Regions from separate parts of the Homo sapiens genome. Here region 2 is linked to region 1. The links are chromatin contacts, found by Hi-C or POLR2A ChIA-PET in ENCODE. All regions are on one chromosome and are shown on one strand. Each heading gives the region's core, a stretch centred on a gene start or an enhancer-like site at or near the end of the contact. The rest is flanking DNA. Distances are from core to core; before and after follow the strand shown. Region 1 overlaps PXYLP1 (2-phosphoxylose phosphatase 1). Region 2 overlaps LOC124909441 (a long non-coding RNA gene).

What was found. A loop is a pair of places that touch in the nucleus more often than their neighbours do. ChIA-PET counts read pairs that join two places held with the same protein, here RNA polymerase II (POLR2A). Pooled maps may share reads with other maps.
Region 2: a loop to region 1 is called in a pooled map, with 3 times the contacts of the local background. The contact joins two enhancer-like sites. A Hi-C loop is called at or near these places in 2 of 168 maps with a recorded cell type or tissue (CD8-positive, alpha-beta T cell and naive thymus-derived CD4-positive, alpha-beta T cell) and 7 of 50 pooled maps. POLR2A ChIA-PET finds 5 or more read pairs at or near these places in 15 of 52 experiments (A673, CD4-positive, alpha-beta T cell, CD4-positive, alpha-beta memory T cell and 10 more).

Annotation. Positions count from the first base shown.
Region 1 is chr3:141,263,710-141,268,437 of GRCh38, reverse strand. All of the region lies in intron 2 of PXYLP1 (2-phosphoxylose phosphatase 1), which reads right to left. Among named protein-coding and RNA genes, the nearest start is that of PXYLP1, 34 kb to the right of the region's middle. Within about 2 kb of position 1,322, at least 5 of the 41 ENCODE cell types and tissues checked have a DNase peak (open chromatin) inside an H3K27ac peak, as active enhancers do; they include CD4-positive, alpha-beta T cell and CD8-positive, alpha-beta T cell, where a contact is called at or near this core.
Region 2 is chr3:141,308,469-141,313,286 of GRCh38, reverse strand. It overlaps LOC124909441 (a long non-coding RNA gene), which reads right to left. Exons shown (of 4, transcript XR_007096119.1): 3 at 1,531-1,650. Among named protein-coding and RNA genes, the nearest start is that of ZBTB38, 58 kb to the left of the region's middle. RefSeq lists an enhancer at 1,458-1,647. Within about 2 kb of position 1,491, at least 29 of the 41 ENCODE cell types and tissues checked have a DNase peak (open chromatin) inside an H3K27ac peak, as active enhancers do; they include CD4-positive, alpha-beta T cell and CD8-positive, alpha-beta T cell, where a contact is called at or near this core.

The DNA.
Region 1 (4,728 bases), core at 73-2,572:
TGCCAGACTCCAGCTGGCCTCGCGCTCTCCCTGCAGTGGGTACAGCCACATAAATCCTGTGGCTTTCTATTCTGTTCATCTCTTCAGTGGATCTTAGAGATCTCCAGGCACTTTCCTGAATTCACTGAATACTTCTACTAATGCTTTCTATTTTTACTAACTAGCCGTGATAGTATTTGCTCTTGCTGACTCAAGACACACACACACACACACACACACACACACACACACTCTCTCTCTCTCTCTCTCTCTCTCTCTCTCTCTCTCTCCCCCACCCACCCGCATATAAAGGTACCATTTTAAAATTTAATATATTATGCACAACCTTCCAAGTCAATAGAGACAGGTCTATGTGATCATGAGGTAATGGGGTATTTACTGTTGTACACGTTGGTTGCCTTCTCCTTTGTTTCCTATTACAAATGATGCTGCAGTAAACATCTTTAAACAGATATCTCTATCCCCTCATCTAATTATTGATGAGAACTTCTTTAAGATAAGGAACTAAGAAGAAAAAAGGGAAGAAGAGAGAAAGGGAAGGTGGGAGAGAGGGAGAGAGGGAGAGAGACAGAGAGGGACAGAGGGAGGGAGGGAGACAGAGAGGGAGGGAGGGAGGTCATTATCTAGCTCCACCCTGAAAGAAAACTAGGAATGACCCACAGACATAAATGTGTCCATTCTCAGCTTGCAGAAGAACCTGCTACATGACACTCTCACCTTCCCACTCCAATGCATCTACAACATGAGCTTAAGAAATTGTGACAACAGCTTATTTGTCAGATTTAATTTTGTCACTCATCTATGGTGTTTTTTTTTTTTTCACCTGCAGATATTTAACTCTATGTGGCAACTGGACATAAAGCATTCTGAGGAAAAGCAAATTAAAACTCCCAGAAATCAAACAGAAAGTAAAATCTTTAAGAAAAGGACCAAAATTAACAAAAAATACAGAATTTAAAACTTTGGTCACAATGAAGAGATGGCGATATGACAGAACTCTTAGGTTAACAATGTAAACCTTCACTTTCAATTTCTCATACTTTTTGTCTCCAGCTGAACAAAATAAAAGCTCAGGAGGAAGCGCATTGGGGCTTTTAGAATAGAGGACGCAGTACGTTAGACCCTGTGCATTCTAAGGGCTTGCATCCCCAAATCTTTTCCATGAAGCATACTGAGATCTTCACGCATCCCCACATTCAAACATACCACTCTGTACTTTTCTCCACTGAACGTACACAGGACAAAGAACAGAGGACGACCACCTCCCCTGGCTGTGTGGCAGGACGTGGCTCCCTCAGCAGCTGAGCAGCTCACTTCCTGCTACTTTCATCAAGACGTGTGCCTCGGCAGAATCACTATCACCATATACTACAGATCTCAGGGGTCCCTGCAAAGAGTCGAAACCACAAATGCTAATGGCCATCTACAAGAGTGAGCAGGACTGAGGACACAAGGGTCTGAACCACCGAGGAAGGTGTCACAGCACCCTGGCACCTGTCAGGGCTCCTTGCTTGCCTACTCAGAGGCAGTTCTATGTTAATGTACACACTGTTCTATCAAGCATTGTTATTTTCTTTCTTAGCGGATATCAGACTGAAAGCAGCACAGAAAAAGGGAGGGGATATAGGGGATCAGGGCCACAGGAAACACGATAGCTCTGCAGGTAGAAGAGTTCCCAGGGAAACTATCGAAAACACATGCACACTCTTTCCCTCTCTCCCCCCGCCGTCTCTCCCTCTCTCCCCCTCATCTCTCCCTCTCTCCCCCCATCTCTCTCTCTCCCTCTCTCCCTCTGTCTCTCCCTCTCTCACACACACAGAGCTGGCTAAGTGGGGCCTCCTCAGCTCCCCACCTGAGAACTTCTAAGCAGGTTGCCCCCTTGGCTTCTAGACCACTCCTGTCCACAGTCCACCCCCTGGCTGCTGCTGTTCTGTCTCCTTCGTGGCCCCTTGTCCTCTATCTGCCCAGATTTTCTTTTGGCTCTCTCTTCCATCTGCACCGCAGGGCACAAATTCAGAAGCTGACAGGGACTAGGCAGGTGGGCGCTGTGGCGACCAAGACAGCACTCTCCCCACCCAGGGTGGCAGCCCCGACTCAGCTGCCCGGCTCCTGCCAGCGGTCCCCGTAATGCTCCGTGGGCCTCAGGTTGCTGCAGAGTCTGGTTTTTCAAAGAGGAGCTGGAAGTTTACATGAAATTGCCTAGTTTTAAAACTTTGGTAAATAAATTAAAAAATCTAAAAACAGGGGTTGGGCCAAACAAAACAAGTTCACAGGCTGTTGGTCTGGAGCAGCTTCCACTGCTCCAAGGAGCCCTGGTCCTCCGGAAACCAGGGCTTCACCAGCAGGGAATACAAAGTCCCCAGATGGTGGCTTCTGACAGGGTCTCTCATAGGCCTCAGACCCTCAGGTCCACTCTTAGGCAGGACACTGCATCCACTGGGCCCGCTGGCTACCTCCAATGATGTCCATGCCCTTCAGTGACTCCTCCCAGCCTGGTCTCCTTCCTGCTCTGCCCCAGATTGTCCTGCTGCTTAGGCCCTGTCCCACTTCCCTTCCTGCTCTGAGCACTTTCCCGTGGCCTCTTTCTTCAGACCCAGGGAGCCACCAGCCCTGCATGGTTGACTTCCCAGTCTGTGTTCTGAGAATTTACTTCCACCTATGGCAGACTTATCCCAGATGGAGATGAGTCATTTACGTGAATGAATGCATGCATGAATGAAGTGTCTACTGAACTCCCCGAGCCAGACTCCTGGGTGCCATGGTAGAGTCCCCCCGATACCATCATCCTAGCCCCACGACACCACCCAATTAGCTAGAGTTCCACAGAACCACCATGACGTCTCTTGGCTTTGCTTCTTCCTTTCAGGGTCAATACCTTCATTGGGGCCACCCTCAGCTTGCTACTAGATGAGCAAAACAGCCTCTGAGGTGCCTCCCAGCATCACCCTTTCACAAGCCTCTGGATTGGCAGTTCTTAGATTTTGTGTGCATTAGACTCACCCAGGGAGTTTGTTAAAGATGCAGATTTCTGGGTTCCACTACCACCAAGATTCTGATTCTGTAAGGAAGGGCACAAAATGTGCTTTTTTTTTTTTTTTGGTTTTGGAACATGCATTTTGACAAGCTTCCCAGGTTATTCTGATGAAGGTGCTTTGGAAAACACTGTGCTGGACTGTAGTCTTTCCAAGACACAAATCTGATGGTGTCTTCCTCGCTTCAGTGGCTCCTCACAGCCTCAGGAATAGTGTAGTGATAGGAGGTAGGTCCCAGACTTTGTTCCAACTTCACAACTACCTACAGGTGACTCACCTGGGCCTGCTCTCTCTCACTCTGCCTTTGCACATTTGGCCAGGAGCACCTGTACTCAGCTGCCTCCTTGACCACTCCTGCTTTCTTTAAAGGATGAACTCAGATGCCACCTCTTTTAGGGGGTCTTCCCCAACTCCAAGCTGGATTGGGTTCCTGTACTCTAGTCTCTCATACTACTCTTCCATAAATGATCTCTAATTCATTTGTTTAACAAACACATACGTAGTGATTACTATGTGCCAGGTACTGTTCTGGGTGTTTTATAAATATTAGTTTGCTGAATCCTTTGCCAACCCTATGAAATACGAACTATCATTGTCCCCATTTTACAGATGGGGAAACCAAGGCACAGAGAGGGTAAAGAAGTTGCCTGAGGTCACATAGCTGGTAAGTGGCAGGACAAGGATTTGATCCAGGCAGTCTGACTCCAGAGCCCACGTTCTTTCTGACCCCACTGTGCTGCTGCCTCTTACCTGTCCCAGCACACAGCACCTGGTATTCCAGGGTGTCGGCTTGTGATTCTTCTCCACTGGACAAAGAGCTCCCTGGGGCCCATGAGGGATTAAACTCTCAGCCCGGGGCCTAACACACAGTGGAAACTAAAGAACATTTGCTAAAGAACAAAGTGTCACATACTCATGGCACTGGATCAATGAGAAAAGATAAAATTCATAAAACCTAGAGTTTAAAGAGACTTTAAATGGGATCAGACTCAATGACCTGTCCAATACTTTACTCTTCAAAGAGCAGCCCTCCAGAGTTTGCAGACTCCAGTGACGGAGAACACACCATCCATTCCACCTCTGCATGGCACTGACTTTTAGGAAGTTCTACCATATGCTTAACTGAAATGTGTCTCCATGTTCACCTCCTCTTGCAGAAAGGGCCCTTCAGATATTGACAGCAACCCTCACTCTCATTTTTGCAGGTTAGCCCTCCTCTTTTCCTCTTTTCCCACTGGGAATCTGAATCTCCAGTTCACCTTCAGCATTTCCTTCGACTCTGCTCTGGCCAATCGGGGCCCTGACCAAGAGGGAAACCCCAGATATGGGTGCCATGTGCTCAGTATAAATTAACCCCATCATGGCCAACGCACTCTGATTAAAAACAAATGCATGCGTGATCTATTTCAAAAGCTTTCCCCACCAAGTGGCTGAAGTAACATAAACTCTGGCAACTTCTGGAACACCAGGAGCCCTGGTTTCTGATGATGGTGCACTATGACGGAACTCTGCGCTGGTTTGCTTAAAAGGTTTATGTTGGCTATGCTTCCATGAGCCAAGGGTTTTCCCGTATCTCCGTTCTCACAGCAACCTTGCAAAACAGCAATAATTAACTCTATTTTACAGAAGAAGGAATAGGACACACAGCCACTTAGCAGGGAAGCTGACATTCAAATTATGATTCTAGAGCCTGCGT
Region 2 (4,818 bases), core at 242-2,741, 45 kb before region 1:
TCTGCCTCATCCTTGTTTTAGTTCATCCAGTTACGTCTATTTCTCGACAGGTCCTCTAAGTGGCTCTAAAGGGGAAAGGTGAAAATATGCCATGGGGCCCATTGCTAGGGTCTGAGGGATAAGGCTGGGAGTGGAGGAAGTGAGGAAGAAGGCCGGCCACCTACAGAACTCAGGCATTTGAGAAGATAAGCTGGATGAGCCCAGGCCACAGGAAAATTATCTTCTTGGGAACAGAGGTGGCAGATCAGGAGCCACAGATCTCCCCGCCACCCCCCAGCTACTGTCCACGCCTGTCTCCACCGCCTGAAGCCCCTCCTCCGACAGCCACAGCCAGAAGTAGAAGAGCTGTGGAACTCACATGTAGGGCTCTGTGGGTTTGGCTCTTAGAGTCAAGATGGTCACCGCCTCCAAGCGGCAGATAAGCAATGCAGGACTGGAGATAAGGGCGAGGGACAGACCATCTAGCCACCAGCCTCTACCCCCTAGAGACACCAAGAGGTGGGCAGAGAGCAAGTACTGGCCACAGGCAAAGCCAGAGCAGGCAGAGGGAGTGTATAGAACACCCTTGACATAAGTAACTCCATCTTAGCAAAAGACTCCACTTTACGTTTCAAAAGGCATCATGCCAACAGAGTCCCGATGTTCGCCTAACCAAAAAAGAGTGTATCCAACCAAATACGGGCATAAACAGGCACACTCCTTCACTATCAGTCGTCACCAGAAGACCCCCGTGGCCATAAAAAGAGCAGGACTTCTCTAGCTCTAAATGGCCGTCTTAACAGACCCTATCTTGCTGTCGCCCATGATAAACACCCGGCATCTGCTGCCTAAGGCTTTGCCCACATCAAAGACTCTTCCTTGCAAGACATTGAGGCCAGGACACCTTGTCTCTCCTGGGACTAGTTTGTTAACCCCTTTTCCTATCTATCTCCTTTGCTCTTGATGTTAAATGTTACCCTGCTTGATGTGGAATATTTAATCTACAACATTTAACATGTTGACTAAGTAGACTATTTTGTATGCTTTGCAATACTGACTTGGTGTAGTGGCTGAAGCCTGTGTGCCTATGGCTCTGACTACGGAGTGAGCGAGTGAGCGGGTAGTGTTAGGGGAATTGCCTCCTTGGGAACTCCATGTAGCTCCTGGCTTTTATGACTGGAATAGCATCAGTAAAAGTCTCACCTGGCGGAAAGACACAAACGTGGTGGACCTGGTTCTGTCTGACCCTCCTTGCTCGACTCAACGACAGAGAATGAGCTGGGAATAAGGGCAATGCACAGCCAACAGCGGAAGGGCTGTGGCCAGGCCCCTTCCTTCCTAAGTCCGGGTTTCTCTGGCTCACGAACGACCCCTGGAGGTAGACACCCGGCGACACCGCCCACCGGTCTATCCCTTCAGAAACCCTGTTCCCTGCCCGGTTGGCCCGCCTTCCGCTTTCGAAAGCAGAGGCAGTTCCGGGGTGGGAACCGCGCGGAGCTTTCTGGGAAATGTAGTCCTTGTCAAGAGGCTTCTGGGAGTCGTAGTCCCTACCTGTTCTTCCGGCGCACGGCCTTTCCGTTTTCCTGTTGCGGGTTCTATCGCTCTGCGGCGTGGGAAAGAGGCGTGCGCGTCCTTGCGTGGTCCTGCTTCGACCTGTGGTCTCTCTGGCTTCTGGTCGGGTGGGGAAGGTTTATGGGGTGGAACGTGAGAGACAGGCTTGGGCACTTTTGCGTCTGGCAGTTAGGCAGCAGGTGGTAGTTTCCATGATGGGGACGCAGGGGCAGCGCCAAAGGGCCCCAGAGAACGAGGCATCCAAGGGGGAAGGGGTGTGGGATACGAGCCGACTGAGGGGAGACGCGCCCAAAGCCGGGGACCTCACTACCCCAGAGTCGACCTTGAAAGAGCCCTCGAGTCAGACTGAGGAGATGGGCAGTATCCTCCGACAATGGAAAGCCGTTGTTCGCTTCAGGGGAGACGCGCTGTGACCCAAAAGTCATTTTACCGTCATCACTATTGCTGCAGTTCATTCAGAAGGGTTTTGGGGGAGGCCATTGAAGGCTGAGCAGCAGCCCAGGGAGAGTTGATGGGGGCTGATGGTGGGAGTGGCAGCATGGATTCAGTGGATGATGAGGGATCAGGGAGTGGGGCGAGTTGAGGATTCCCAGTTTTCTGGTGTGGGCTGTAGGCCTGTCTGCAGATACTCTCACCTAGTGGAATTCTTTTCCGTAACCTGTCTTAACTTAATGAGAGGCTTGATGGGTAAATGGTTAAAGATGCACGTGCACATCCCTTCACCAAACCATTCAGATGCTCACACTAAACCCAAAGGCCACTCGTTCACTTATGCACACAGCTCAGTTATACCTACCCTTGTGAACACACCGGTATGTAGTACACACAGCCACATAACAATTCATGATCACATACTCCTGGCATCAAACAAAGGGTAAATATATCCATCTCAGTTTAAACGGCCTCTGCTATCTTGGGCGAAGTGTGACCTCCACACAAGAAGGACCCAGGTTGACTTCCTCAGTCCTCTCTGGAAACTTCAAACAGCTCAGCCTTTATCCTTTCTCTTGGCTACATCCACCTCCTCTAAGGTCCTCTGACTCTTCCTAGTCATCTTCTGCCACTCTGGCTTGATGGGAGGGAGATAGAAATGGGCTTGAATTCAGACAAGGGCTTTGCTTATCTGAAATGTGTTTGCTGAGGTTCTTATTCCCAGAGCAGTAGCTCTGAACATAATATTTCGTGTGTGCTGAATTCTGTTGAGAATCCAAAGAAAGTTGTGAACCCTCTTCCTGGATAAACACACATCTTTACATCCACACTGTTTTGAAAGCAAAATTGAAACCCATATGTCGGGCCCTGGTTAAGAACCTCACCAGAAGATCAGAACATCAGTTTCCTGATTGCCCTCTGTCTTAGCTCATTCAGGCTGCTCTAACAAAATACCTTAGACTAGGTAATTTATAAGTAACAGAAATATATTGTTTACAGTTTTGGAGGCAAGGAAGTCCAAGATCAAGGACTGGACTGGTGAAGGCTTACTCTCTGCTTCAAAGATGATGCTTGGGGCTGGGCGCGGTGGCTCACGCCTGTAATCCCAGCACTTTGGGAGGCCAAGGCAGACGGATCACGAGGTCAGGAGATCGAGACCATCCTGGCTAGCACGGTGAAACCCTGTCTCTACTAAAAATAAAAAAAAAAATTGGCCGGGCATGGTGGCAGGTGCCTGTGGTCCCAGCTACTTGGGAGGCTGAGGCAGAAGAATGGCATGAACCCGGGAGGCAGAGCTTATAGTGAGCCGAGATCAAGCCACTGCACTCCAGCCTGGGCGACAGAGCGAGACTGTCTCAAAAAAAAAAAAAAAGATGGTGCCTTGTAGCTGTGTCCTCACATGGTGGAAGGGCCAAAGGGCCAAGTTAGCTCCCTTCAATTCCAACTCCTTTTATAAGGCCACTAAGCCCATTCCTGAGGCAGAGCCTTCATGAATTAATCACTTCCCCAAAGGTCCCATCTCTTAATACTATCACATTGGGTATTAGGTTCCAATATATGAATTTGGGGAGATCACCAATATTCTGACCATAACACCCTTTCTGCAGTCTTCAAGTGGCTCAAGAGGGGGAGAAGAATAGGGTCTCAATCCCCATAGGAGTTGGAGTGTGAGGAAGGGGCAGCCTCTTCTCCCATCCATCTGTAACCCTTAGTTATGGAGCCAGACATCAGTTATTGTTGGTCCTCCACTGGGCAGTCAGTCATTCAGCTGGTTAAAGAGTCAGTTATGTAGTCAGTTTAAGCTTGTCAGATGTTTAGTTACCTACAGTTAGTACATCAGTAAGAAATCCAGTAGGTGGCCAGGTGTGGTGGCTCATGCCTGTAATCCCAGCACTTTGGGAGGCCGAGGCGGGCAGATCACGAGGTCAGGAGATTGAGACAAGCCTGGCTAACACAGTGAAACCCCGTCTCTACTAAAAATACTATATGTATATATATATATATATATATATATATGGTGGCGGGCGCCTGTAGTCCCAGCTACTTAGGAGGCCGAGGCAGGAGAATGGCATGAACCCGGGGGGCAGAGCTTGCAGTGAGCGGAGATCACGCCACTGCACTCCAGCCTGGGCAACAGTGCGAGACTCCGCCTCAAAAACAAAAAACCAAAAAGCAACAAAAAAAGAAATCCATTAGGTCAATCAAGTGATTTGTGTGTTTAGATATTTAATCAGCCAACCAGCCAGTCAATTACTCAGGATTAACTTTTCAGATAGACAGTGGTCCATCAGGATCCATCAGTCAGAAAGTCAATTTAATGGTCAGTCTGTCAATCAGAGTGCTAGTTGTTTAAAATGCTAAACACCTGGCTCATCAGTGGGACAAAAGGGCAGCTGGGGTGAGGCCATCTGGACACAGAGCGTGTCTCTACTTGCTACAGCTGGAAAATAATGTACACAGGTGGGGAGAAGATTTGACTCCTCCTGGGCCGCCAGAGGGAGCTTTGGTTTGCTGGGAAAGAGGCCTCACGTGGTGTGGTTGACAGGGAAAGAGGAAAAGCGGCAAAACGTGGGCCAGGCGGAGTTGCCACCAGAAGGTGGTGTGGCCTTCCTTCACGTCTCCACCCTGCATACTCCATCGGCTTAACTTTAGGCTTGAAGGAGCCCACTTCTGGCCGGCTTTTGAGGAAAGGCCCCTGGAAGGACTTCCCATCCTAGGGCGTACCTAATTGAGGCATGCTTGGCTCTGAGCTGGGAGGAAGCCAGCCGGCTACCCACCAGGAGAAGGACTTGCCCTCCCTGGTTGTCAGGGGCATGCCAGCCAAAGCACCGGGCA